2 separate regions of the Homo sapiens genome follow, and region 1 is linked to region 2. A link is a loop called in an ENCODE intact Hi-C map of the cell type or tissue named here. Cell type or tissue: body of pancreas. All regions are shown on one strand. Links, peaks and the distances in the headings refer to the core of each region. The heading gives the core; the rest is flanking DNA.

What was found. Hi-C counts contacts between places; a loop is a spot of excess contacts. Peaks named below come from ENCODE experiments on the same cell type or tissue, not always from the same donor. Only the 100,000 strongest peaks of a DNase experiment are listed, where the experiment ranks them.
Region 1: a loop joins it to region 2, with 2.3 times the contacts of the local background. A loop is called at or near these places in 42 of 110 quality-filtered maps.

What each region holds. Positions count from the first base shown.
Region 1 is chr7:95,531,288-95,543,358 of GRCh38, reverse strand. ASB4 (ankyrin repeat and SOCS box containing 4) reads right to left here. Exons shown (of 5, transcript NM_016116.3): 4 at 6,809-6,922; 5 at 3,126-5,788. The coding sequence ends at 5,600. Among named protein-coding and RNA genes, the nearest start is that of ASB4, 51 kb to the right of the region's middle. In body of pancreas, for the core only: no CTCF peak of the experiment used is centred there; a DNase peak (open chromatin) is centred at 6,238.
Region 2 is chr7:95,579,613-95,591,683 of GRCh38, reverse strand. PDK4 (pyruvate dehydrogenase kinase 4) reads left to right here. Exons shown (of 11, transcript NM_002612.4): 7 at 1,968-2,044; 8 at 3,859-3,957; 9 at 4,156-4,266; 10 at 4,561-4,674; 11 at 5,903-8,185. The coding sequence ends at 6,043. Among named protein-coding and RNA genes, the nearest start is that of PDK4, 11 kb to the left of the region's middle. In body of pancreas, for the core only: no CTCF peak of the experiment used is centred there; no DNase peak of the experiment used is centred there; H3K27ac peaks cover 3,653 bases.

The DNA of each region.
Region 1 (12,071 bases), core at 1,418-9,417, 48 kb after region 2:
TAGGTAGGGAGCCAGGAAGGGCCCCAATCTTCTGCCGATCTTCCCATGGACTGAACCCTCTAGGAAGCCAGGCGACAGGGAGTCAGTTGATACAGTCTGTGAAAGTCATTCTGCCAAGACCCAGAGCAGGGTAGAGAGAGGATCCTTGTTTAGAGAATGGGCAGCTCATTTTGTATGTCTTGCTTCCTGAATCAAATTATTCGTAATCTATATTGGTTCCCACCACTTGTCAGTCAAATACTGACTTTCAGCTTCCACCACATCTGGAACAGGACAAGGAGTGAATGTTTGCCTTTGTACCTCTCAGCAGGTGTGTCTTGGCTCCTGGATCTTGAGAAGGACCTCAGTACCTACCTTCTACATCTGAGGCTGCCTTACACACCCCAGCATGATAGCTGTTTTGTCCATTTTTCTCTGCTTAGTGAGCACTGAAAACTAATCCAGGCTGTCTTTAAGAAATACAAGGTGGCTATTTTATTTCCATAACTGGATTCAGCATATATTTGCAGAGTGGTTATCCAATATCATTGAGACATAGCTCTTTCTGAGAAAACAGAAAACCAATTAGTAAAGAAGAAATTTAAGTTCACTTAAACGACTTAGTGTCGCTTTTTTAACAACAACTGCTGGCCAGGCGCGGTGGCTCACACCTGTAATCCCAGCACTTTGGGAGGCCAAGGTGGGTGGATCATTTGAGGTCAGGAGTTCGAGACCATCCTGGCCAACATGGTGAAACCCTGCCTCTACTAAAAATACAAAAATTAGCCAGGCATGGTGGCAGGCACCTGTAGTCCCAGCTACTTGGGAGGCTGAGGCAGGAAAATCGCTTGAACCTGGGAGGTGGAGATTGCAATGAGCCGAGATCGTGCCATGGCACTCCAGCTTGGGTAACAGAGCAAGACTCTGTCTCAAAACAAAGAAACAAACAAACAACAACAAAAAAAAAAACCACTTTTGGGGGATGTTTTTGCATACATTGTTTTTCATTGATGGCAGATATGATCAAACATGAACAAAGCAACTTATCACTGAAATGTAGGTTTTGAAAATCCTTTCTGATGAACCAAATGGCTCAGTTAGACAGCATCTAATTTTTTTAAAAAACTGTGTAGTTTTTATCCTTATTTCTAAATAAAAACAAATAAACCAAAACCTTGAGCTACTAAAAATGAATCTTAAAGTGACTTGATAACAACACTCCTCTTCTTCTTCCCACATTTATCAGAGAACTACACAGGTAGTAATACCGAATAAAGTTTTTGGGTTTTTTTTTTGTTTTTTTTGTTTTTTTACAGTCAAGGTCTCACTCTGTTGCCCAGGTTGGAATACAGTGGTGTGATCATAGGTCACTGTAAACTTGAACTCGTGGGCTCAAGTGATTTTCCTGCCTCAGCCTCCGGAGGAGCTGGGACTACAGGCATGTGCCACCATACCCAGCTAAGAGAATAAATTCTTGCATGTCAAAAAATAAATGAATGAAATTATTCTACCCTCTGCTCATTCATTCTGATACCCAATGACCCTCCCTGCTAGGGATCTCATTGCTAATCTATGTCCTGCTACAAAATTCATCTCCTCCTTCTCTTTCCCCCACTGAAGATGGAAACAGCTGCGAAATCAGCTCCGTATATGATACATTTTCAAGTGACTAAATTTTTCCATAGTAAAATAGATCATTGCGTCTATTTTACTACTTACAAAAATACAAAGATGCAAAAATTAATTGGTTGGCATGTTTACTAATCCCCCACTCAGTGGAGAATTTCTATCCCTACTCCCTATCTCAAAAAAGCCCAGGAAGGTCAGGGACCTGGTTTGTCTTGTTCCCCCGTGGATTCCCAGCTGTCATCAAAGTCCTGACACAGTACAAGCTCACCCAACAGTTCCCAAAGTGAATAGAAATCTACAATGTATCACCTGCAGCTACAGATTCACTCTAAGGATATACTACTCCACTGGTGGGAGCCTATCTCTACAATATAATGATTATGACAAAAGCAAGGACATTAATACCAATAAAATGCTACTGAGTGTCATGGTCTGCTCTACATGTTTTAATCTGTTAATAACTTAACCCTCAAAACAATCCTATAAAAGTCCTATGAAGTAGGCACCGTGACTATTCTCATTTTACAAATGAAAAAACTGAGGCCTGGAGCAGGTGTGTCATTTTCCCTATATTATGAGTCAGATAAAGAGGGGACCCAGACAGAGAGCATCAGAGCCAAACCTCCAAACACCTAACTGTAATGCATCTACTTTATCCTCCTAAAGAAAGTAACAGGAATTCCTTCCAGATACTAGCTGTGGTGTTTGTGTTTCAAAGAAAATGGGTGAATAGTTGAATTCATTTGTAAAAGTTTGGAAAGTGTACCAACTTAGAACTTTGTAAGTTCTTCACAAACAATCAGATGAGTAATAAAAACGTAAGACTCAGCTGTCTTTTCCAACATTGATAACCCACTGCAAATGGTTTGTTACTTTTCTTATCCCTACAATCATCGTTCGACTACTGTGTTTTTATCAGAACCCACTGGGTTTAGAATGGAAGGACAAAGTAGAGACATAACACTCGATGATTAAAAAATAGAACACAAGTGTGTCTAGTTCCTAAGAAGGAGAGAAAACAAGATAGGTGATCTTTCCCTCATATCTAAGATTCTTCCTCTCATGTAAGTTTCAGAAGAGAGATTGTTTTTTTCTTCAAGACAGTAGATCCTATTTACAGAAAGTTTTCTAAGAAAGTAACAAAGGCGTCATGAGGATGTAATTTCCTCTGTTGCTTTGCCCAGGGTTTAGTGGACAGTGAGAATGAAGGAAAATGAAAAACCCCAGGAGGACAGAGATGGTGAGAGGCAGAGGAGAATGATTCAGTACAATTTCTTTACTACTATTAAAACACACTTGTTCTTACAGCAAGAGGCTGCATTGTATTTGTGTTTTGGCCACAGTTACCCTTTACTTTCTTTTGAAAACATTATTTATTTACAGGCACAATCCCTGATTCTCTTTTTCTTTTTAACTGTTGATAAAAGCAATGAAATGTGTAGAGTTCTTCAGTGTCATTGCTGAAAAGTCAAAGCGGGGTTAGGAAAAAGAGTCTTATTGGTAAGTAAACACAAAGATGAAAGGAGACAGAAGAGCTTTATTTAAGTTCTCTAAATAAAAGTTCAAAGATAAGGAAAAATTACTTTAATTCCACCAATAAAAAAATTACAAACAAGTAGCCATGTATTCTACACTAGATGAACATAAGTGTTTAAGCACAAGCAAGGTGAATAAGAAAAGTTTTCATTTCCCTGGGCGAGGAACATCTTCTCCCTTTGTCCTCAGCATCAGTTTTACTTGCCCCAAGTCAGTGCATCACAAGCTTTGCTGCTAGAATACGCCTTAAGATGCAGGGCAGCAAGCAATCCTCCAATTGTTCCAGGGTGTGATCTTGTTTTACTTTGTTAATTATTACTATTTTAAGATTTCAATAGTTTTGGGGGTACAGGTGGTTTTTGGTTACATGGATACATTCTTTAGTGGTGAATTTTGAGATTTTAGTGCACCCATCACTGGAGCAGTGTACACTGTACCCAATATGTAGTCTTTTATCCCTCACCCCACTCTCAAGCTTCCCCTTGCAAGTCCCCATAGTCCATTATATCACTCTGGATGTCTTTGCATCCTCATTGCTTAGCTCCCACTTATAAGTGAGAACATATGGTATTTCACTTTCCATTCCTGAGTTACTTCACTTAGAATAATGGCCTCCAGCTCCATCCAAGTTGCTGCAAAAGACATCATTTCATTCTGTTTTAGGATGTGTTCTAATACCACTTGCTGCAAGCAAACTATTTTTTGAAAGATCAAGCTTTATGTGAATAATTCATACAAATTCAGCATTCTATTCCATGATATAGATCTTGTTTTAGTACAAAATATCTCCACCAAAATATCTGAGTAAAACTGATACTTAAAAGAGATTATTGTATCCACCTATGACTTTTCTTACACAGCCCTGGGAGTAAGACAATCCCAGTTCAGAAGCACAGTCTCAACTGAGATTAACCAGTTAGGTGATTGCCAGTTAACATTAAATGATAGCCTATTGGAATATCTGACATCATCTCTATTCAACACTCCAGCATCCAAAGTTAAATATGATGGAGAACCACACACATAAAAGAAATCTGCTCACAACTGACAGATTTGTTTGCAATTTACTTCTGCTTTAACCTCTAAAAAATGATGCTAAGAGCAATGAGCTTATCTAAAAGTGATTATAGCAAGAACAAAAAAAAAAGTGAAGCAAAATTGACCTCATAAACCACAAGGCCCAGAGCTTAATCACCTACATTTTTCTTTCTGCAATCCACTAACTAGCAAGCCTGATTAACACACTAATCTTCCCAAGTTTCTCAAACTTTTACCATTTTCAAAAAGTCTCTCTATTTACTTTTCGTAGCCCACTGTCACTAGCAAAGTGCTCCTTATCTCTTAGCTACAATGCTATGAAATGTCAGTCTGCTACATAAAAAGACCGAAGTAATCAACTAGGTCCCCTCACACACTTTCTTTCCCCCATTTTCCTATGCTTCCTTGTCACATGCACTGGAGCCATTGAGTGTGCAATATTTTTCTCAAGGAGTCTGGGAAAGTATTAATACTAACCAAGAAACCATACCAAAAAGACACACTATCTAGAAAAAACCTTAAAAATACCCTAACAAGAGCAGGAGATCCCTCTACTTTACATAACCCCTTCACTCTTTAACTTCATGCTTAAAAGAAAAATCACACTTCATGTCAGAAACACAACTTTGAAAGATAAGCATTAAAAGTGAGTCTGCACCTGTACTCTTGCCCCATCACTTTATATTGCAGTTAGCTGTGTGTATGTCTGGATCCTCTGCTAAATGGTGAGATCCTGGAAGGCAGGAGTCACATGGGACTCATCTTTGCATCTCCAGTCTCTGGCTCAGTGATGTCTGGTTCAAATGTCCATTCTTGACTATTAACTGGACTGATGTTTCTTTCTCATTTCTAATTTGACTCCAAGATCTCCTTGTTTTGACTATGCTCATATGCCTTCATCACTGAAATAAACTTGAGTAGCTTGGTTTGGGGAGTAGGAGTTTGCAAAACTAGTGACAGTAATTACTGCTAAGGGGTAATGGGGGAAAACACCAAGTTTAAGAGGCCAATTGCAAAGCCTGCTATATGGCCATTTGAATGAGAATGTAAACATATTACTGATAAGGCACAGAATTATATTGGTTGGAAGAAAACCTGGGTCCCATTTCAGATGAGATAAGATATAAGAAGTTTTACAAAAATATTTCAGGTACTTAGTAAGAACACTATACATATTAGTTATTACTGTTCTATCAGTACATTCTGAATACATCCTTGTCTTTGAAAATTCCTTAACTTTACTTCTTCTTTATTTCCCCATACCATGATATTCTAGGATTAATGGCAGTGTTTGTAAAGTGTTTTGAAATCCCTGAAGTGTTATAATCAACCCAAGTACCATTTTATTTAGGCAAACTGTGTCTACCCAGCAAGTCCACTTAAATACCTAGGATTGGGAACTGCTGTCTCATAAGGCTTAATAAATAATTCCCTCTGGCTCTAAAAGCAAGTACTTTTTCAATGACAATGGGAGGGAAAGCAAAGGAATTGCTCTATGGCATCTGTTGTGTAATGTTCTTCTAATGGCACATCTCGATAAGTGCATGAGAGTCCTTGGAGAGTTACAGCACACAGTAAAGAGAGAGTGGTAAAAATCCCAGTATTTCTGAAAAGGAAGGCAAGACAAATTAAAGTTAGCAAGGCCCCACAGTTTACATCAATAAAAATCAGCAATGCTGCAACTAACCTCTATACGTAATGGCAGCTTCCTAGGGTCTCTATTGGTGAGGCAAAAATTAAACGCAATATTGAAATGGGAGCAGTGAGGCGGTGGTATACAAGGAAAGGGGAGGGGAAATAACATTCTACAATTCAGAACCCAGGAGATAAGATAAAATATGCAAGTGTGAAGTGCCTGGATGAATCTAAACCAAAATAGCAATTTTAAACACATTATGTGCTTGGTGTGATGCATATATTCAGATATTTAATGGAAGTGAAGGATTAATGCAGCTCACTCAAGTTAGGTGACTTTTAAAAGTAACACAGCCAATAAGTAGCAGAATAAGATTACACCTAAGCCACAGACCTCCAAGCCCAGTGAACTTTGCACCCTGTGCCTGATACCTCTCCATGTGTTACAGACAGACTTTGACATCTAAAACCAAGAACCAAGGGTGTTCAGTGGGAAGGACTGGTATACATTGGTAGCAAAGTCTGAAAGTCTGCAAGTGAGAACTTGACTCTGCCAATGGTTTTCTGTAGGACCCAAGACAGGGTTTTTAAAACTCTTTCCTGCCTAATAGTCACTTCATGATATTTAAAAGTAAATGAAATAATCTACACAAAACGCTTTAATATTCTGGTAAAAATGCTATATAAGCAATTCCAAATGTTATCATTTAACTCATCTAAATTAATGAGAAGAAAGGAAAACTGCCACCTTTATATACTTAATTCAACTTGCCCTTAAATGGAGGAATTCCCCAAGACACTCCTTAATGCCACATATTTGATGGAAATATTAACTCTCAAACCTGCATTTTATAACCCTTTGTCTCATTGCATTTGAGTACGCTTTAAAGGCATTCTCAAAACCAACTTTTTTGTTACAATTTTCTGTACTTCTAGAGCAGTCTGGAAGTACTTGATAGTGAAAACTATTAGAAGGGAATCGATTATTTACCTCCAAGTCATCATCGGGGATAGCTCTTCTCCACTTTGTGTTCCATCTGATGTGTTCATAGGCATTGACTACAACTTCAATTGCTTTAGGACAAGAATGGCAGGCCTGTATCACCTGCAGAGGAAGCACAGAGTTTCATCTGTTTGATGCACATATATGGTTCATTCATTCTGCTCACAGAGACATCAAGAATTCACAGACCAGTGGGCATGGTAGCATGTGCCTGTAATCCCAGCTACTTGGGAGACTGAGGCAGGAGGATTGCTTGAGCCCAAGAGTTCAAAGCTATCTTGGGCAACACATCAAGACCCTATCTGTAAAAAAAAAACCAGAACCCACAGACCTATTAAGCTCCCTGGAATGCTAAAACGATTTTCAGAAGTCTCACGCCTTTGAGTATTCCAGTACACTGCCACCATGGCAAATAGATAGATTAATAAAATCAAACCAATTTCTTTCACCTTCCACGAGCAAGTGAAAAAGAGGCACTAACAAAGAAGATGAGAATTGAAGAATTACTTTGCCTTTGTACATAATTGAAGCAATTTAGAGACAGACTGGACACAGAATACATTCCCAGCTGCCTGGGAAACTCTTCCAGCTCTACAGAACATTTTATCAAAAAATTCAATGTTAGTCAATCAACTTAGATTCACTGGTGACCACGAGGTAAAGTAAACTACAGAGTAACATGCAAGTTGAGCCAAGTTATCTTCCCAGTCCAATGCCTGCAGAGGGCTGGTGTCATGTACTAAACCACACTTATTGGTATTTTACCTTTCATTAACAAATGAAAGATGACATGAAATTCAGTTAGCTCTTAGCACACTCTGTTTAATAGTTTATTAACCAACCAAAAATACTTGAAAGCTTAGTCAAGATGGCCAGAATCTCCTTCAGGAGATAGAAAGATTTAGCTTTAACATTTAGATTAAACTACATGGATGTTTATACACTTAACCAACTTTTGGTGTGGCCAGTAAAAGGCATTCCTGACTCCCAGTTTAATCATCTTTCTTTCCATTGCCACCCAACAAGCAGCTCCAGCCACAGATCTGCTCTTCTAAATTTGTTCATCATGAGTTTCGTATCAGTTCCATTTTTCCCATGAAACTTCGGAGAACATAAATCAACCTTTCTGAGGGGGTCCTCCTAAAGCCCCTTTCACTTGGTGTTAGGTGAGGCATTAGAAGAGAGGCATGCCTCTGCACTTAAACAACTTTCTCCAAAGACATTTCTTCCTAATTTCCCAGACCGTATCAACCTCAACCTATTACTGTTGAGCAAAAGATCACAAAACCGACTTTCTCTCCATAGGGAAATGTGTTGCTCGACAACCTTCCTCATAGGTGGTCTAGCATTGCCTTTTTCAGTGTAGGGTGGTAAAGACCTAATGTCTTGGGATCACAGATAAAACAGAGACAGAAAGGTTATGATCTTAATATCCAACTAAGTAAGAGTGTGCGCATGTGTGTGCATGTGCATGTGTGTGTGTGTGAGTGAGTGTGTCTGTGTGTGTTGACAGTAAAGAGGCCAACCTGGATGGAGTCAGGGCAGGGCTAAAGGTCAGAGCTGGTAAGATGAAGCCAGCTGGCAGCACATCTGGAAGTCAGCCTGAAGAGCTTGGGATTGACTTGACAGGCAAGAAGAGGCTATTATACACTCTTAACGAGAAGGGATGATATTCAACCTATCCATTCCATTAAGAAGCCTTTATTGAGCACTGGGTTTAGTACTATGACAGTAATTCTGGGAGATTTATGACCTGTTTTTTGTCTTTAAGCAGTTTACAACCTAGTTGAAGAGAAAAGACACAAATAATTTCAAAGAGTTAGAGAGCAATATAAGTCAGTAAATAATAAAAGACTAACATAAAGATCATCAGGTGATCCTTGAGCACCATCAGCAACCCACAGAGGAGAAGACAAGTGCATCGAGGGCAGAGAGTGGAGGGGAGGCTAATGGGAAGTGCACCAACCGGCTCCCAGGCTGGTGTCAGGGCTAGTGCTGGGAAGGAGGGGTGGCTGAAGCTGGGAGAAGAAACAAGTATAGGGCTTAATACTAATCAGATAGGAGGAAGAAAGAATACAACTTGGAAGCCAGAGATAGAGGACAAACAAGAGTTGCCACTGATTGACAGAAATAAGGAACATACTAATCTGGGATGGACAGATAATGAGGAGGAGGATAGTTCATCTTTTTTTTTTTTAATGGAGTTTTACGTTTTTAGCCCAGGCTGGAGTGCAATGGTGCAATCTCAGCTCACTGCAACCTCCACCTCCTGGGTTCAAGCGATTCTCCTGCCTCACCTCCCAAGTAGCTGGGATTACAAATCATGCCACAACTCCTGACTAATTTTTGCATTTTTAGCAGAGACGAGGTTTCACCATGTTGGTAAGGCTGGTGTTGAATTTATGACCTCCAGTAATCCGCCCGCCTAGGCATCTGAAAGTGCTGGGATTACAGGTGTAAGCCACCGCGCCCAGCCATTCATGTCAGCAAAAAATGTACACAATAGATGCTCCCCATTAGAAAGCTAAGATGGAGTTATTATGTGTCATCAAAGTATGTGCTGGCAGAAGCCATGAAGTTCAGTGACAGTCTAAATGGGTATAAATGGAAAAGATAGAGGATCATTACCTACAGCTTCAGAAATCCTAATAGGCACGAGAGAGGAAGAAGGGAAAATAATAGCTACCATTTTTCGAGGACTTACTATGTGCAAGGGACTGTGTTAAATCTTCATATACTTTAACTTGCTCAGCCGTTGAACAATCCTATGAGGTTGGTCCTATATTCATCCCCATTTCAGAGATTTAAGACCAAAGGCTGAGAAAATTTAACCTCTGGGTCTTTTAGCTAGGAAATGGTAGAGTCAGGATTTAAACTCAAGTCTGCATGACTCCAAAGTCAAAAAAACACCAGACATGTCAGAGTGAAAGATACCAAATGAAGAAAGCATTCAAAGTGAGATTATCAAGGGGGTCATGAAGATCAAGAGATGAAGACAGATTAAATACCAGCAGATTGAATTAGAAGGTCAAGTCACTGGGAGTTGGGTGGACTGAAACAGGTAAGGAACAGATTGTGGGGGATAAATAAAGGATAAACGAAAAGTTGTAGCTAGGGCTGCCCTGTCCTCATCTTTAAGACCCTTGGTGTCACAGCACGAAGAGTGTTAGAAGCCCAATAAGTAATTTTCCCTTTTTAGTGTAGGACCTATTAAAAAATGAAATGAAGATGACAATCAGAGATCAGAATATCATCTTTACTACTGATAAAATAGATTACATATGTTTAGTTAGGGGGCCATACACAGCTTCTAACATTCTACCCCCAAACTGAATTTATACCCTAAAATTGCAGGCCTCTCCCTGGCAGACAGAGTTTATTACTGGAAGCCTGCCACATAAATGAACAAAGAATTCAAGGATCCTCTAGACCCAAGGTTGAGCAAGCTAAGTCAATTCCTCCTCCCAACTCATCAATCTGTTAAGTGAAGTGAGAAGGTTAGGGACAGAGATTAGTGGGAGTTTTATTTTAGCAGCATTTTCCTCATGAAAACATAAGACAAAGGAAACATGAGACAGCAGACTGATGTGGACCCCAAAGGGAGAAACCACAGCCTCCTTTTGACCTTGCCAGCCCAGAAAACAGAAGATGTTCAGTAAGCTCACCTTGATGAGTCTCTGGCATCTCTTATTCTCCCTTCATGGAGGAACAATTAGACAAAAAAGTTATTTCTACTGTGGTGACTACTGAAGAGAGATTTAGACACCTCATCTCACCATCCAACCCCCAAAAGCATGGATTAATACACAATCTCTTAAAAAAGAGATTCAAGGTAAGTCTTCCTGCCTCTCTTCTCATCCAAACATCATCTGTAAGCCACTTCAGCAGAAACATTCTCAAGCTACTTCCACTCTTTTATATTGATATATATGTGTTCAGAAAGGTACTTAATGATCAAAGAGAACTGCCTACCTTCATATACAGCATTGTTCAATGGCAGAAATCATCCTTACCTCTCCCAGACCCTCGTGTTACCTTTTCCTCCTCTAGAAAAATGTCTTTCTTGCCCTACAAGAAAACCCAATCTTGGCTCCCTGGGGTGTCACTTTCTTCTGAATTACGCTGGGAGAAAAAAAAATCAAATGTCCTTTTGTACCCTGGAAAGCAATTGCAGACCCTATAATTCTTTTTTCCCCCGCTTATGTAATTTACACATTGGCTTTCAGTGAAATACACCCTCTACAAATTGGCTTTGTATTTGGAAGAAAACATCTTCAGCTCTGACCTTGTTCCTTGTAAATAAGGAAACTGAATTCCCCATCCACACAAGAACGAATCACTTTATCTTCTGGATAAATGAGTCAGTCACTTACTTGTCGTAAAGATGACTTTCTCTTTGGAAAGTCGGGCTGTGGAGTAGTTGTTCTAAATCACTTTGAAGCATCTGCATAGTAAATTGAATAGTTTTTCTTTACTTTTCCTTTGGAGGGGGGCCAGCTCTCCTACACAGTCTGTTGAGTAGCAACAAAAATGTTTGTAATACCAGCCATCTACCAGTAGCCAACTCTATCCTAAATGTCTTTAGCATACAGCCAAACTAAAGGAACTCAAAGGAGCAAAACAACTGAATAAGAAAATGCTAACCATGGACAAAGTTGGTTGGAACACAAAATTGTATGCCTACTTTACAGGCTGGTGGAGCTACCAAGAAAAGCCAGCAGGGGAGATGCTTATGCTGGACCAAGAGCACATGTTGAGAGGAGGAGAAAAGTGAACACTAGGGTTGAATGCCACTACTAGATTCCACAGCAAGTTTCAGAATACAAGTCAACATTTAGTCTCTGGGCAGGGACTCACACACATACTGTCTCTCCTGGATGGGAAGACTGCTATAGTAAAGCAGGCCCAGGAGCACCAATTCTCCTGCTCAACACATGTTTAAGAATAGTAATAGTCATAGCCATCATTTGTTTAATGGTTACCATGCCCATGGCACCGTGCTAACCACTTCTCAAATGCTATCTCATTTAATTATCAAAACAGCCTTACAAGAAGGCTATTACTATTCATGGATAAAGTGATAGAGTATGTTTCTCTGGCACCTTCATGCCCTGTGTCCCTGTCCATCCTTTTCGCTGGAGGGAAAGTAGTCTTTGAACGACAATATGCAGAAAATTATGCTTTGTGAAGTGAGCTGTATTACAGAGGTAGATGTTTTTGTCTTCTAGAGCTAACGTCATGAAGAATGACC
Region 2 (12,071 bases), core at 1,689-9,688:
GATAAAGAGACCAGAAGTAGGGAGGATATAGCAGTGGAAATATCCTCTTAAAGAGGTTACCCATAAGACCTGGAGACAAAAATACTTTAAATTTCACTATAAGAAATAAGCCAGTGACAGATGCATGATTCCACTTATATGAGATGTATAAAATGGTCACACTCACAGAAGCAGAGTAGAATGGTAGTTGTCAGAGGCTGTGAGGAAGGGGAAAATGGGGAGTTGCTATCCAACAGATAACGAAGTTTCAGTTATGCAACATGAATAAATCCTAGAGTTCTGCTGTTCAACATAGTGCTTATAGTTAAGGATATTGTATTGTACACTTAACATTTTGTTAAAAGGGTAGATCTCATGTTAAATGTCTCCACCCCAATACAAAAAAAATTGCACTATTGTTTTATACTACTGTTTTGGAAGCAGAACATACTTCAAAAATCTTCAGCTCAGCTGGGTTCAGTGGCATACACCTGTAATCCCAGCATTTTGAGAGGCTGAGGTGGGAGGTTTGCCTGAGCCCAGGAGTTCAAGACCAGCCTGGGCAATAAAGGGAGACACTGTCTCTACAAAAAATAAAAATTAGCCAGGCATGGTGGCACACACGTGTAGTCCCAGCTGCTCAGGAGGCTGAGGTGAGATGATCACTTGAGACCAGGAAGTCAAGGCTGCAGTGAGCCATGATTGTCCCACTGCACTCCAGCCCAAGTGACAGAGTGAGACCCTGTCTCAGACAAACAAACAAACAAACAAAATTTCAATTCTGACAAGGTCTTCCCATACTGTCTGAATGACTGAAGTGACTACATGATGAACGAAAGGCACTATTTTCACCCCTTCCCATTCTGTTCTGGTAAATAGTTGCATCTTAAAACAAAACAGTATACTTAAATTGGAATTACCTTCTCTTTTCTATTTAAAGTAAACATCTTTCTCAAGTAATATTTATACAGGAACAGTTTTTGTTTATGGTGACAGTTAAAATCAAGTTGCTCAAAGAGTAGCCTAACAGATTAGGGACAAGCAAATGTAAATAAATACCAAAAGTAGAAGAGCAAATAAAGAATGGAACGTATCTCTGAGCATAAACAGGGTTGTTGCATAATACTTGTAGATAAACTGCTCCAACTGTTGGACAAAATAAAGAGGGGATTGTGCCAGACCTTGTGTTTTCTGATTCGAACTTTGCCAAGGCCTGGAACGCTGAAGAATAATACTTTTATTTTTCTTTTCTTTCTAATTTTATTTTACTTTTTATTTTTCTTTCCAAAAAGCATTAAGAGGTTTTTGTTTGTCTGTTTCCTTTATCCTCTTGGTAAAATTTTAGCATATTTAACATATAAGATTTAATGTTTGGGTGATACAAAAAACAAGAAAAATCAGGTGTGTTATTTTACTAAATATTAAAAATATGAAAATTATAGTTAGCATTAATTTCAATATTATGCTATAAGCACAGTTTTCTCCCTTCTGTCTTAAAATACATAAAATTTTGACTCTGAAATTGTGCAGTACAAAAATGTTGAAAATAGAAATAATCCACAAAATCTAATTTATAGCACTGTTCTTCCACACTTACCCAACTTCACACATTTGTGGAGAAATACAAAAATTAATCATATGGAGCAAGGTGGTTCATGCCTATCATCCCAGCAGTTTGGGAGGCTAAGGCTGGAGGATCGCTTGAGGCCAGGAGTTTAAGACTAGCCTGGACAACATAGTAAGACCCTATCTCTACAAAAAAAAAACAATTAACAAAAGAGCATTATGTAGCAACTACAACAACATTTTGAATATAAGCCAGTAATATTTACTGTTTAAGTGGTAAGTTTCTAGGGCAGGATTTGGGGATGGGGAAGGTAGAGAATATGCCAACCCTCTTGAAGTCTAAAATGTTAATCACATGAATGTGGTGGTTTATTTTAGTGAAGTATTTGTTTACAAATTCTTAATGAATTTTATTTTTCTAGGAAAATTTCCAGACCAACCAATTCACATCGTGTATGTTCCTTCTCACCTCCATCATATGCTCTTTGAACTATTTAAGGTATGATACTTCACAATAATTGAAATTTTACCTTTTAAAAAGGTTTAACAGTTATATTTTTATCTCCTTTATTATTCGCCACAAAACAGAAGCCTCAATATCTTTTCCCAAGAATGCTTCTAGTCCTCCTAAGAGAAAGAAACTATACAGTCAATGTTTGACAAAGTACATGTAGCTCATTGTAGCATCAACACATATTTGAGAATGCATCATACAATTCATGATGTATCAATGCTTTACAGCCAAGAGGAAGTTCTTATTATTTTTTCAGGTGCCCATTAAAGAACTAGTCATTTATTCATTCATTAAGAGAGGTCATGGGGTGAATGTTTCAGTGAATGAGGCCTTGTTACCTCCACCCCCACAGGCTGGTCCTACTCCTAACTCAGCAGTTCAGGTCCAGAATTCCTGTAGGTGGTATGGCTCCATTCAGAGTCCAGAATGTGCTAAGAGCACAGTCAGTAGTTCCTTCAATCATCTACTTTAAAGTGCATATGAATCACCTGGGGACTTAGTTAAAGTGAAAATTTTGATTCAGGAAGTCTAGAGTGGGGCCTGAGATTCTCAATTTTGAATAAGCTAAGGGGTGATGCTGCTGGTCCACAATGCACACTTTGCCTAGCAGGCCTGTAGAGTTGTGCTTCTCAAACTGTAATATGCATTAGAATCGCCTGCAGGGCATGTTAAAACACAGATTCTTGGGCTCTACCCCAGAGATTTTGATTCTTCAGGTCTGAGAATGTGCATTTCTAACAAGCTCTCAAAGGATACAGATGTTACTGGTCTGAGGCAGCCAGGTGCTAAGAATCAAATCCTTTCATGCGTCCTAAGATTAAGTTAAATTAAGATCAAATTGAACTTAAACCAAAAAATAGAAAAACACCTTAAGCTTTTTGATGCTTCCCAAGAGTCCCCTGAATTGGAGAGAAGGAAGCCTAAAAAAGACAAATCTGCCTCTAATTCTGACATAACTCTTTCCAGAACTTCCTGTTTCCTAACTTATTCTAATGTTACTGCTGTGAGGTACTGACTGTACTACAAACATCTGATCTACTTTATTTCACTACAGCTAATGACTAGAACTTAATATTATTTAAAAACCAGAAAGCAGAAAGTAGACAGGTGGTGAGAAAGGAAAATGGGTTAAGAAAACCAAGACTGTATCTGTATGAGATTCAGCCAATAGACGGAAAACATCTTTTAGTTTGTTCTGTGTTAAAGGACAAAGGATACTTTTTCATTGATTTGATTTATTTTTAAGTTGAATGATACAACTCATAGAGTTATTCTGCCATCATTGGTAAAAGTTAGATGATAATCAAATGCAAATTGAAATTCAATTTAGAATTATTGACTGTCCTTTTAAATAGTAACAACCTTTTCACAGCAAGTTTTATGAAAGCCAATAAATTGGTTCAATGATTTCACTGTTCATTTGTTATATAGTAGTCTTTGGTGCTTGGATGTAAAACGTAATAGAAAGATAGAAAAGGGAGAGCTAGGAAATGGACTATAAAAACCAATTTCTACATTTAAATTAAGCTTACAAATAAGAACTTGACAGCTAGCAGAATTGGTTTCCATTAGACATTACTCCCAGGAGCTATATTACATAGTAAATGAATATTTTTCATTATACATCCTACATGACCCATTCATAAATGGCTATTTACAAAGCTGTTTTACTACTAACTTAAAAAAATAGGAACTTTGAATTACCCTCTGTGCTACTTTTATTTTAAACATAAAAAAAAAAACATTTATTGTCCCTCATTCCTCTGCCATTGAATTCCTTATGGTTTGCTTTGTTTTAGAATGCAATGCGGGCAACAGTTGAACACCAGGAAAATCAGCCTTCCCTTACACCAATAGAGGTTATTGTTGTCTTGGGAAAAGAAGACCTTACCATTAAGGTAACCATTCTCTGTTTTCCTTTTGGGTGTCTCTTGAGAGAATTAAATAGGGTCAATAGTAATAAAGCTGTCTGCTTTTTGCAATAGATAACAGTCATATATGCCAGGTGATTTTTAAATGAAGGAAAGCCATTTTTATTTAGACAAATGCACATTGTTTTTAATGTGTGGCTTTGATGACTTGTTTGTTTGTTTTAGATTTCAGACAGAGGAGGTGGTGTTCCCCTGAGAATTATTGACCGCCTCTTTAGTTATACATACTCCACTGCACCAACGCCTGTGATGGATAATTCCCGGAATGCTCCTTTGGTAAGAACAATTATATGGCTAAATTAATCTCAGCCACCTAGTTCTAAATGTAGAGCAAGGATTGCAAGGGATTATTTAGACAAGTTCATCAATTAAGTAAAATTAGACATGAAGGATATAAGAATGAATGATAAAGCAAGCTAAAAATGGTGAAACAAGGGATGTCTGATTGGAAGTAGAAGATATTTATTTAGGTTCTAGGACATTAGTATCAGTGAGGACAGTAATTTCCTGCTTGTTTGTATTTCAGTGATCACATACACTTCTTTACCTGATAACGTCTCTCTTCTCTAGGCTGGTTTTGGTTACGGCTTGCCAATTTCTCGTCTGTATGCAAAGTACTTTCAAGGAGATCTGAATCTCTACTCTTTATCAGGATATGGAACAGATGCTATCATCTACTTAAAGGTATCCCTTGAATTCAATAGCAAAATCCTGTTTCTAAAACCATTGCTCCTTTTATAGCCTTGAGTGCTATGGTCTGGAGTGAATTCCCCAAACTGAGTTAATGCAAATAATGACTACAGGTCATTCATTCTCTTCTCTTTCTGGGTGTGTGTACATTATTTAATATGATAACTTACCAAAGAGGAAGCTGGGCCATACTACCTGCCTCAAGTGAAGCAAAATTGTTTCCTAAGAAGGTTAATACATTACCAAAGTTTCAGAATGAGGACATGTTCATGTGAATTTTTTAAGGCAACTCCTTTTGGCATCTATGAGAGTAGCTGTGCTTTTATTTTACTTAGATTTGTGGGAAATATATGCTAATAATGTTCCAGCCTGAAAAAATAACAGGTATCAAGATACTCAAGTCCTTAAGCTGACCTTGTTAGAAATCCTGGGAAAGGAAAGCTGACTGTTCCAAAGCTGTCAGTGGGGTGCCAGACATTCACTGTTTGAACTTAAAAACTTGGTGCATGTTGGCTGGGCACAGTGGCTCACGCTTGTAATCCCAGCACTTTGGGAGGCCGAGGCAGGTGGATCACAAGTTCAGTGGTTCTAGACCAGCCTGGCCAACACAGTGAAACCCCGTCTCTACTAAAAATACAAAAATTAGCTGGGTGTGGTGGCGGGTGCCTGTAACCCCAGCTACTTGGGAGGCTGAGGCAAGAGAATTGCTTGAACCCGGGAGGCAGAGGTTGCAGTGAGCTGAGATCGTGCCCCTGCACTCCAGCTTGGGCAACAGAGCTAGACTCCGTCTCAAAAAAAAAAAAAAAAAACCTTGGTGCATATTTTCCTGTTTCTGGTAAAGCCTCAATTTCTTTGTTAAGATCACTGTCTTGATTCTGTTCATTTGCTGACTATTTCAACTGAAAATATAGATATTAGCAACTAAAACATTAAACTTTCAGGCTCCCATTTTTTGCACTGGAATTACTTGCCAAATGGCCTTTTCACCATCTGAAATAGTTAATGTATTCACTTCTTAAATGAGCAAAAGTCTTCAAACTATTAAGAAAGAGCCATAGACTGAGTGCAGGCACCAGTGTGCTCTTATTACTGTGTCAATTAAATGAATGTATTTGAATGTTTGGATACTTACCTCTGAATGTATTTTGAGTAATAACTTCAAGTGCAAATTATGCCATGCATAATTTCTTTGGTCTCATGTTTTTCCCCCCTTTTCTTTTAGGCTTTGTCTTCTGAGTCTATAGAAAAACTTCCAGTTTTTAACAAGTCAGCCTTCAAACATTATCAGATGAGCTCTGAGGCTGATGACTGGTGTATCCCAAGCAGGGAACCAAAGAACCTGGCAAAAGAAGTGGCCATGTGAAGAGGGACACTCAGGACACTTTACGGGATCAAAGTGGGTCTACACCAGTGCTGCTTCCTGAATGTTTGTGTGTGAACCCTTGTTTCCTCCAAAACAAACGACAGCAACGAAAACTCCTTAATCAGAACACTGATCCAATGAGGAATGGAGCTTGTTTCTGTGACCCAGGAGAACTTAGTGCAAGACTACAGGAGTTAACAGATGGCCAGCTCCTTATTTTTTAATGTAGAATAACTCCTGAGTTTATATCAAATCCTGAAGAAATAAGCCTCAGTTTTCCATCTGTTTTTGATAAGAATAAGAAAGGGAGTGAGTGTGAAGATGGTGGTTAGCAGTTTCACTAAGACTGATATTTTAGGCCTCTTGTTCACATCAAAAGATATTGGTGTCAGAATACCAGCATTTTCCTGCCATGCAAAGGATTAAAACTTAGTTTACACTATGTGGTTACAAATATATGTCAATGTACATTTTGAACATATTTATGTGCTATGGAAGGAAATGCTGGTGACTAAAATAAGGTTTACTCTGAAAGAGGAGGAATTTTATTCAAAGCATTCAAACATTTTATTCAAGTGTTTCAAAATTCAAAGCATTGTATTCAAAGTTGCAGTGAAGGCATCAACTTATGTAAAAACTCAGAAGGAAGGCTCCTCTGATAAAAACACAGCTCCTTTATTATGCTGCTTTTCTTGTTCACTTTACACACTAAGTAAACACTTATTGTCAGGTGCCTAGTCTTGAGTGAATTGTTAGATGTGCACTGAACTCGGGATGTTGGGGATTGGAGAGAGAGAATTGCCAAAGTAACAGCAAAAATATCTCTTACTTTGCTTTGTTTATAAATAAATTAGTAGATTGGAAAAACTAGTGTTAGGGAAAGAAATCACATGTTCAGAGCCTAATTCAGTAGGAAGGGCTTTTCTCTACCCTGAAATGAAGGTAATCCAAAGGCATCCATTTTCTAGGCTTAAAAGATATATTTTTGATATATTTAATTATATTCTCTACACTCCAGCATTAATATGTCTGTTTAAAAATTACTAATTCTCAAATGGCTCAAGAACATTAGAATTTAAGTACCTTTTAGAGTAATTATTTTAAGCAAATAGCCTGGACGTAAGAGATTCTCATGCCAGCATGCTTTCATTTGTCAGTTGTTGTGACTGAGAGATAATGAATGACACCTGAAATGCATATGGTATTTTTGGGAGAGTTAAGGTATAATTTGAAGGTTGGCAGACCAGTTGCGCTGATTACTCTTAGAGAAGAAGAAATGGAAAAATGAAAGAAGGCAGGAAGGAAAGAAAGGATATAGGAAGAGAGGGAAGCAGAAGGCAGGCATTTTTCTATTTTCCCCACAAATTATTTCAAAAAAAATCTGTATTTTCTGGGATATGTCATTGGCAAGAGGAAGAACTGGTGTTTTGAAAGCAGTATGGATTCTTTAAATGCCTCTCACTCTTACAAGATAGTAGGCTTTGAGATAATAAACTTACCCGTGTCAATTAACATTTAAACTGGCATATAGAAAAAAAGGAGGATTTTTCTGCATTGTAAAATAATCAGTATGGTTTATATGTTGAATTTGACATTTGTGTGTAATTTCATGGTGGCCTAGTGTTGTGGTGCTTCTGGTAATGGTAATAGAAGCTCAACTATTTTTTTGTGGATTTCAGTTTTTATCATCAGAAGTCCTAGACAGTGACATTTCTTAATGGTGGGAGTCCAGCTCATGCATTTCTGATTATACAAAACAGTTTGCAGTAGGTTATTTGTCATTTCAGTTTTTTACTGAAATTTGAGCTAAACATTTTTACATGTAAATACTTGTATTTACCAAAGATTTAAATCAGTTGATTAATTAATTAACTCAAATACTGTGAACTATCTCTAAAACACTAGAAAAAAGAAATGTTAGTATCTCAATTACACCAACTGTGCAAATGAACTTTGATAAAATAGAAATAATCTACATTGGCCTTTGTGAAATCTGGGGAAGAGCTTTAGGATTCTAGTAGATGGATACTGAATACTCAGGCCCACTTAAATTATTAATGTATACATTGTGTTTTTGTCTTTATGCTATGTACAGAGAAATGTGATAATTTTTTATAATAAATATTTTTTATGATGATAAAAGACATTGTGTTTTAAAGTTCTTTTCTCAATTTACCTCAAGGTACTAAGAATTTGAGTTACAATAACACAGTACAATGGTGTGTTTGCCTACAAATTTGTATTCAATAATCATTTTTGCAATGCATATGTTTCTGCATATTTCTGGAAATTTAAAGTTTCATTTTATGTCTGTGTTTGCATACAAACAGTGGAGTACCAAAATAATTATCTAGATAGCTTAGGTTCCCAATGACTTCTGGATTAAATGTCAGAGTAATAATAAGGTGGAAATAGGATAGAGATTACTAAGTTAAATTGTGGTATGTATTATCTTTGCTCTCTTTAGTGCTTTTCTTTACTATTTTAATCCTACTTTATCATAGACAACTTCCTTTGCCCACCTTCCTAATGACCTTACTGGCAAGGTTCTACAAATCGGGGGCTGGGGTGGGAAGGAGGGAAGGGAAGGAGGAAAATAGATTAGAATTAAATGATAATAGTGGAATGACTTTGCCATAACTAAATTATAAATCTTGTCAAAATAATCATATTTGAGTCAAAAATGCCATCAGCCTAAGGCATTAGACCCTAAAAAATCTATAGTAAGGTTGACATTTTACTGAAAAACCTTTAGTGAGGTTGACAATGAGACTCTCCATTCCCTTGACTGCCTTCATTTCTTCCACTTCTGTTGAGGAAGCACTGCACCATGTGCAGCTAAGAGGAGCGCACACCTGCACACAGGCACAAGATCTAGCTGTACAGTTTCCTTGGACTAAGCTGTCAGGGAAGTAGGGAGTTAGTGCACTCCACAGTCTGAGAACCTTCGCTCGTGTTCTCTTAATAGCTGTAAAACTTTGAATCCTACAACTCTCCATGTCTGCACATGTATCTTTTTGACTCAAGTCAATGTGTATACTCCAAAGAAAACTAATTTTCAACTTCAGTCAAGTGGGCCGAATTTCCACCAAAACTATCTTTAGACCATTTCTCTCAAATTCCACATTTGGCTAGGAGTAGTGTTTTATCTCAACTACCAATACATGTGCAAAGAAAGAGAAAGAGATCATGTGAGCTAGTAACCTGGACATCAATCTTGATAATTCCTTTATTCTCCTACTATACTTTCAGGGATGCACTTACATTTAGATGTATACCAACACTGAAAATGTGTGTGAAATCTCCTGAACATCTTGGTCTGTCCTGGTGGAAGAATTAAGAGACTTTTATAATTTCATAGGAGCCTATATAAGAAGTCACTAAGCCCTACTATGAATACCTAGAGCAGTAGGGTTCTATCTTCATTAGCATTCCATCCACAGATGTCTTTTTTTTTTTAACAGTTATCCCTTTTTTATCTTACATCACAGTTACTTACGCACTCAATAAACATTCACTGCCTAAATACATAAATGAACACATGAATAAACTTCTGGCCATAGAACAGTATCCCTGCATTTAAGGATAGGTTGGAACTCTGTGTTAAGTAATAGTACATCAAATTTTATAAGATCTCATGCTGGAAGACGTATTCAATAAGTTTTATAATATTGCAGACACTCTGAGATATGTTTCCAAACCAATTAAACTGCAACTCATTTTTGTTTAAATGTCACTTTCCTTTGGTGGCCTTTGGCTATGAAATTATTACATATATCACAAGAAATTAAATAATGGCTAACGTTATCACTTATAAGGAAATTTCTTGAGCAAATGGGCCAGGGCTTCAGATTTTATGAGTATTCTTTCTTTGTGTTTACCTTGGACTCAGATGAAAACGTATTACCATCCATACATCATGGCTCCTTAATGGAAATGAGTAACTGTCTTTTGGTGACATTTTTCAGTTCCTACCCAAGTGCAAATAAACATTAAAAGCCACTCAAAACCAGCAGAAATGTCAGTAGCCTTGAAAACATGTTGAATCTACTAAATGATGTGAAAATGATGTGAGCTGTCTTAATAATAAATCCAGCAACAAAATAATAAAGCTCATCAACGAATCATGAGACATCATTTTCATGTTTACTGCTACCATTAATGTAATGGAAATTACACATGACTGGTTGTCAAATAATGCAATATAGCTAGAAATTATTTATTAGCATACTGTTTTCCATAAATGTAAAAAGATACTTTAATATCTAAGACAAATAGTCTATTGAATGGCAAAATCTCAAGTTTTTATCCATTTCATATAGCTATGTTCTTTACTATGTTTCTACCCAAATATAGACAGATAGATAGAGTTATACATAGATATTTGGTAGAATTGCCCTTGATTCAATCTTTTTCTTTTAAGTTCATTTTTAAAGATAATGATTTTTTAATTATAAATATATTATTAAAAACAGAAATAAACTTTAAAACAAAAATATTTTATCACGTTCTCATGCAATTCTCTTTACCTTTTTGAGTTTCTATCTTCTCTTCTACCTAAATGAGCCTTGTACAAGAAAGGCATGCCAAATTCTAAAGTCTCTGAATGTAAGTTTTCTAGTAATTCTTTACTAAATACCCTGCCTCCAATCTCTCTTCAGTCTACCTGCACTATAATGCCAGATTCATTCTCCTAAACCAGCCTTCTCATAATATTACTGCCAACCTCAAAATCCCTTACTGGCTTCCCAGGGCCTAAGAATCTGAAATGTATATGATAGTTATAGTTTTATGCACTTCAACCTTACAATTTATATCTTCCATTACTGAACCATTCAGAATACTATTTTCTAAACATGTAACAAACATGTTTCTTTTTGCTCATTGGAAATATGCCTACCTGAAATACCCTTCCTCTGTGCTCTGTTTTTTACAATCTTCTGGGCCCAGGTTAAAGCTGACTTTCATGGACTGGGCATGCCAACATCTTGTAAACTCTCACATGGTCAGGACAATTTTAGTACTTAAAATTGCTAGGGGTGCTAGTTATATGTTATAGATAGGTATAAAGTCCAGAAGCCCAACTAGATTGTGTGTTCCCTGCAATCCAGGACTGTGAGTTACACATACCTAGGTAAAGACCATGACATTAAGCCTGTCTTTCATATAGCAGATATTAAAAAGCATTTCTTGATTGATATGTTTTCGATGAGTTGGGAAGACAGAGAAAAGCAATGGAATAATCTCTAATTGAGCAGTTTATTCTACTGACTTAAGACCAATGCCACCCATCTTAATACTTTTTAATGGCCCTCAGCATTTCTTTTTCAATCTGGGAAGGATTTATGCTTGTTTCCAGATGGATCATGGCTGAAACATATACACACAATAATTTAAACCTTTTATTTCAGGCTTAATACAAGGTCTTTGCCCTCAAAGAGTTCAGCATCCTATTAAAAATTTGAAGAGTCAAGATACAAACACGTAAGAACTTCAATTGTGACCAATGATTTTTATAACACTCCAAGGCAATGAGAAGATACCATAATACTATATATATATATATATATATATATATATATATATATATATATATATATAAAATAAAATATTTATACCTATATATAGAGAGAGAGCCAGGTAAATGCACTCACGTGAAATACTATCAAAAATTTAAAGAAAGAAAAGTGATTTCAGACTAAAGTGACTAGGTGAAAAGAAGACAATTTATGTACGGAAAATGGAAAGAAGAACTTTGAAGAAAGTATCTGGGGAGAAAGTTGGGAAGGTAAATGGGAGTTCAACTGAAGATAGTTTGAATGTCTGAATGTGGCACCTGGGGTATCAAGGAGATAACAGAATGGTAAAAAGATCCAAATAGCCCTGTTGAGTAAAATCTCAAGACCACGTATTTTGTTGTCAGTTCATTTACAAAATACAGTGTAGCAATTAGTACAACTTTCTGAAATGAGAATGTAATATTCAGATAACTAAAAAGAGCATTGATATACGTTGACTGATGAGTTGA